Linked DNA regions of Homo sapiens: region 2 is linked to region 1. A link is a loop called in an ENCODE intact Hi-C map of the cell type or tissue named here. Cell type or tissue: Calu3. All regions are shown on one strand. Links, peaks and the distances in the headings refer to the core of each region. The heading gives the core; the rest is flanking DNA. Region 1 has its middle 6.5 kb from the start of DKK2. Region 2 has its middle 200 kb from the start of PAPSS1.

Region 1 (2,933 bases), core at 167-2,666:
AACAAACAATAATAACCATTACTAACCATTAACAGGAATTCTTTTGTTGTCAGAGAATAATACCATGATGGGTTGTCTTTTCCATCCCCCACATATAAAGATTTACTTAGAGGCATTCCTTAGAATGATTTCCTTAGAGACATTTTTAACATTAAATAGTCCCTGAAACAGAAAATTGGGTATGATTGTGTCAGCTATATTCAGGAAGTGTTTCACAAGTGAGTGACAGATATCATCATACAAATTAATTTAAAATCAGCCATCTTAGGCAGTATCTACACTTGGCTAAAGAGAATGAAGAGTTTGGACTATAACATGTATAACTTTTGGTTAGAACTTGCAGCTGGGGGCTTTTCTAATGAATTACCTTCTAAAATTATGCTAACATATAGGAGGAACACGAAGTAATTTAGTGAATTTGGAAGTTGTATTTAGAAGGCTGGAAATTAGCTTACCTTTTCATGTTAAAAAGAGCCCCAGTTTATAGCTATAGTCCATATATTCCTGGCCTCAGTGGTAGCTACCTCCAGTGTTAAGTGGTGGGGTGAGGTACATTGAATATTATAAAACAAAAAGATGGTTTTAAACTTTCAGTACTTCTGTTAATACTGAGCATATTTATACAATACATTTTGATATATAAAAGGCAAATTGATCAAAGGTTTGAGAGTTTCATTTTATTATTAATTTAAAAATACAACATTGATTGGCATTGGAGGACAAGGCTAACCCAACAATTTCAACTGTAACATATAAACAGCTGTTATGTTCTTGGAGATATTGATTGTTCTTTGATATATACAAATGTTCACATACATTCTTGACAATAACAACCAAAATACATTTTATAAATTTCAGAAAAAAACAACAAAAAGCTAAAGTAAATTTGAGCTTATTCCAAATCAGATTTCTTAATAACTTAAAGACTAAGTGGTCAAGTGCACTTATATTAAAAGTGATTTCATTACCAGTTTCAATGAAATTAGATATCCCCTCTGTTTTCACATATTTAGCACTGCCTTGAATTAATTAAAGGTACTGTGATTCCAAGGAACTATTAACTTTCTGAGTAAATTAAACAAATCAAATTAAATAAATGGACAAATTAAGTTAGTAACAGAACAACTTGCTGATTGCTAGATCACTGTAGTTTTGTTTGCTGCTTCCTTTTCCTTTGATCTACCATGATTTCACTTTTCTATCATGTACTGATATGTTTTATTGTTTCCATCTTTCATTAACCAGGCATTTATAAAAAATGTAGAAATGACTTTATCTTCTTGGCAAATTGCTTGCATTCTCTCTTTTCCTTTTCAGGGCCCCAGTGGAATATTGACAATCACAGTCAGACTCAGTTGGCTGATTTCTAATTTAGCCATAAGTCACACAAAAAGAGAAGGTGAAAAAATGAATATCATTAACACAGATCCAGAAATAAAATGGTAATAAAAATATTTAAATAATGTTTTCAAAATAAACATATAACACAGTTCTCCTTTGAGTTTAGGAACTCTGAGAAACTGCTGTATGTCTTGTGTACAGAAATGTTACTCTTTTCCCAAGTGTTTTAATATGCAACTACATGTATAAATCTATCTGTTATGAGCTGAATTTTGCCCCACGCCCTGCTGCCAAGTTCATATGTTGAAGCCCTAAGTCCTACTACTTCAAAATGTAACCACATTTGGAGATGAGTTCTTTAAAGAGGCAATTAAATTAAAATGAAATTAGGGTAGGTCCTAATCCAATATGACTGGTTTCTTTATAAGAAGAGGAAATTTGAACACAGACGTAGGGATGACCACAGGAGGACACGGTGAGAAAGTGGTGATCTGTGAGACAAGGAGAGCAGCCTCAGAGGAGCCCAAACCTACCAACACCTCGATCTTAGACTTGTGGCCTCCTAAATGGTAAGGAAATGCATTTCTGTTGTTTCAGCCACTAAATCTGTATCATTTTGTTATGGAATCCCTAGAAATCTAATATGCCATCTGTAGCAGAGGGCCTTTTTAAGTTCTCTGCTATATGATTTTTAAGGCCCAAGAGTTTTACTATATTAGGCAAAGCTTCAATACATGTAGTCATGTACTTATATTTTTGGTGTTCTTTGCAACCGTTTACCAAATGACTTATTTTAGCTCCTTCAGAGGAATCTGTGTTGGGGCCTGCTACAAGGGTGAAATGGCACCTCCAATTTCTTCTGATGGGTTCCCCTTTTCTTGTGTGCCTTCCACATTATTGCCATAACTGGGCATTCGTTACTACAAATGGAGACACACTGTGCTGCAAGCTACTCTTTGCTCAGTATTATTTTAATATTGGACTGTACATTCATTGTCTTAAAGGGATGAATTGTGGGATACAAATAAGAGACACTATATGTAAAGTGTTCAACAAACCTGGCACATGTAAGGCATTCAATAAATCTGACTATTATTATTACTTTTATTATTGCTGTATATTCTAAGCCAGTTACCTATAAAATTCCTTAAGCTGACTGCAGCATAGTGTCTTGACTTTCTTATATCCCAAACTATTTTTGAGCCTAGGTATTATGATTTATACCTAGAGCATCAAAAAGTAGGATCTATTACAAATGAATCTTCCAAAGATAAACTAAGCACATTTTTCATTTTCTGTTACCAAGCCCAGTTATGTTTCAAAGACAGATTTTTGAGTTGCCTCTTGAGAATCTATGTCTTTATTATTTGCAAGTAGTTTTTCCATTATTTTTAGTCTGCACCACAGTTTATTTTATGTGTGGTAAGAGTATAGTTAAAGTTTTGCCATATTCATTAATCATAGGTTCAGATAATTGATCAGGAATAAACACATTGTACAATGAATGGATTAGCTACCCTGCCTTTTCATTTTTAATGTTCCCTACTTTAAATGACCAAATCATTTCTGACTAAATAAATTGCCATATTTTT
Region 2 (2,933 bases), core at 188-2,687, 480 kb before region 1:
ACTTCCTTTCTTATTGAGGTAAAGCAGTAAAAGCATCTAACAAGGACCATATGTATGGACCAGAGCGCACAGACATGTAAATACATATGTGGCCTCTGCAAGAGGTACCGTAGGTAAAGGTCACAGAAAAGAAAGCAGCTTCACTGACATCAAGGAAATAGCAACTATTTACCGACGGCCAGGCATTTCAAATAATAGCATGGACTCCAGAACGACTTCAAAGGGAACTGGTCAGGAAATAGACAAGTAATGAATTTGAATACTTCTGAGATTCCGGAAATTTAAAAGCAGGGTCTTCAAATATATGCATTAAGGTAGATCATGAGCAATTATTTCATTTCTGGAAATTGCTCAAAGCCTTTTGTAGAAACAGACAACTAAGTCCATTTTCTGCCTTTGAATAATGCTACATACTATTAGAAACTTGGGGCAAATTTAAAGAAATTAATCCCGAAATCATGAAAAAAATGTATATCATGCTTAAAATATACATTCATTTTCTTTTCAAAGGTAGCATTTTTTTTTTTTTTTTTTTGAGACGGAGTCTAGCACTGTCATCCAGGCTGGAGTGCAATGGTGCGATCTCGGCTCACTGCAACCTCCAACCTCCAATCTCCTGGGTTCACACAATTCTCCTGTCTCAGCCTCCAGAGTAGCTGGGATTACAGGCACACACCACCACACCTGGCTAATTTTTTGTATTTTTAGTAGAGATGGGGTTTCACTATGTTGGCCAGACTGGTCTCTAACTCCTGACCACGTGATCTGCCTGCCTCGGCCTCCCAAAGTGCTGGGATTACATGAGCCACCATGCCTGGCCTAAAGGTAGCATTCTACAAATTACTTTCTGTAAGGTAAATGAAAAATGATTCTTGAAATGTTTTTAAACTGACTATATCATTTTAACTTTCAGAAGTGCATCTGATATTTTTGGTTTGTGTACGCTCTACTTCAGGAGGAATCTATAGGCTGGGAGCAGTCATTAATTTCAATGACTATATTGATTTTTTGATATATGTCATTAAATAATATAAAAACTAAGTAAAAAATGTTGTGGTGGGTACACAGCAAATAGATCTTCATTTTGCCATTCTTGATTTTTAGGGATCTTAGGGTCTTATATTTCTCATAAGTAAATCAAATTATTAAGACCTTTAAAGTATAATTATTCAAAGTAGTAAAAACAAAATAATTAGATTGTGGTTATGTCATTTTTTGGTCTTGGCATTTGGAAAAATCATTCCCAGGACTACTTATTTTTAAAAGAACACAAATGTTTCTATTCCAAATCCAAAAATATGGGCATAAGTCTTTCAGAAAATAAATCACTCAACTAGCACAATTTATAACCCAATATTTGGGAGTGGACTTCTGGTATAAAATTATATAAACTCTAGCTACCACTACTTTACAATTGTGCAAAACTGGATTTACTTTCCTTTAGGTACATCCTTGCCCAAAAAACCTCCCACAGGGAGGCAGTGTGGTCTAGAGAATGAAATACCCGTTTGTACTTTGAGTTTTGCCACTGTCTTCTGTATGATTACCTTCAAAATTTGTGTTATTTTAAAAAGTCTCCTTTAGTCATTCTCACCAAAAAGGCACCCTTTGCTTACATGTAAAACTCATCTATTTTGGTTAATCAGGTTAGTCTTTTAATTAAAGATATGCTTGCAGAAGAGATGAGGAAAAATTTTTTATCCATGCATTAACCAGTGCCTGGCAAAGCTTCAATAAGGAACACAGCATGTACTTGCATCCCAGGTGATACTTTGCCCCAAGCACCTTGTTACTTCTCAAATGTGTCATGGTTCCTTACATAACAGGCTTGTTAGAGATAGGTAAAGGAATTTTGGGCACTATTATTTGTTCGAACATATTCTTCTAAGCCTATTGAGTTGCAGACACTGTGCTAGATGCCAAGGACAAAGGGGTGGAAGACGGAGTCTGATTCAAGGAGTTCACAAAGTAAAAGGCCAGAAAAGACAACCTTGAGGAGAAGAACACAGCATATTAGGTCTACACTGGCACTGAGAAGGGGCTCTTGAAAAGGTGAGGAGAGGACAGAGTTTTCTGGAGCCATAAAACAAGCATACGTAATTACAGTTAGATAGGAATAAATGTCAAGAGATCTACTCTACAGCAAGGTGACTATAGTTAATGATGATCTTTTATACTCTTGAAAAATATAAAAAGAGTGGATTTTCTGTGCTTTCACCACAAAAATGATAACTATGTGAGGTAATACGTTTGTTAATGAGCTAGTTAACCATTCCACAGTGTATATATACTCCAAAATATCATGTTGTACATGATAAAAAATGTACAACATTATCTGTCAATTTAAAACAATTAAACTGTGCATGCAAAAGACACACAGAGCACTGTTTTCTGGGTGCTGCACACTTGGGAAATGTGTGTGGGTTAGTACTGATGCTGTGACAGGTGTTGACAGGGAACTGGCAGGAAATTAGTTTAAACCTTTTGCAAGGATAATAGTCATCAAAAGATTTTAAGCAAGAGCAGGGTATGATTATATTTGAGTTTTTGAATAGCTCTGCCTGCTGAAACCAAGCTAAGAGGAGGGGAGAGAGCTGAGAGGTTACTACATAAATCCATGTGAAAACTAGTAACAGCCACAACTATGGTACTGGAAGTAAGGATATAGAAAAAGGATATATTCACAAATACTTTTGAGGCAGAATCTCAAATGTCTCATAACTAGTTGAGTATGTGGTCAAGTAAGAGTGAGGAGTACAGGGTGATTCTTCAGATTCTGGTGTCAGTGGTGGGGTGGCATTATGCCATCCAAGGCATAAAGTAGGTATCTGTAAAAGGAGGCATTATGTGTGGTTGATAAATGATGGTGAACTAAGTCTGAGGTGTTTGGAGCTCTAGAAATGCTCAATGAGGCCAGGCACGGTGGCTCAAGC

The links. Hi-C counts contacts between places; a loop is a spot of excess contacts. Peaks named below come from ENCODE experiments on the same cell type or tissue, not always from the same donor. Only the 100,000 strongest peaks of a DNase experiment are listed, where the experiment ranks them.
Region 2: it touches region 1 in a loop (12-fold over the local background); 14 of 110 quality-filtered maps call a loop at or near these places.

What each region holds. Positions count from the first base shown.
Region 1 is chr4:107,041,384-107,044,316 of GRCh38, reverse strand. No RefSeq gene overlaps it. Among named protein-coding and RNA genes, the nearest start is that of DKK2, 6.5 kb to the right of the region's middle. In Calu3, for the core only: no CTCF peak of the experiment used is centred there; no DNase peak of the experiment used is centred there.
Region 2 is chr4:107,517,783-107,520,715 of GRCh38, reverse strand. No RefSeq gene overlaps it. Among named protein-coding and RNA genes, the nearest start is that of PAPSS1, 200 kb to the left of the region's middle. In Calu3, for the core only: no CTCF peak of the experiment used is centred there; a DNase peak (open chromatin) is centred at 1,475.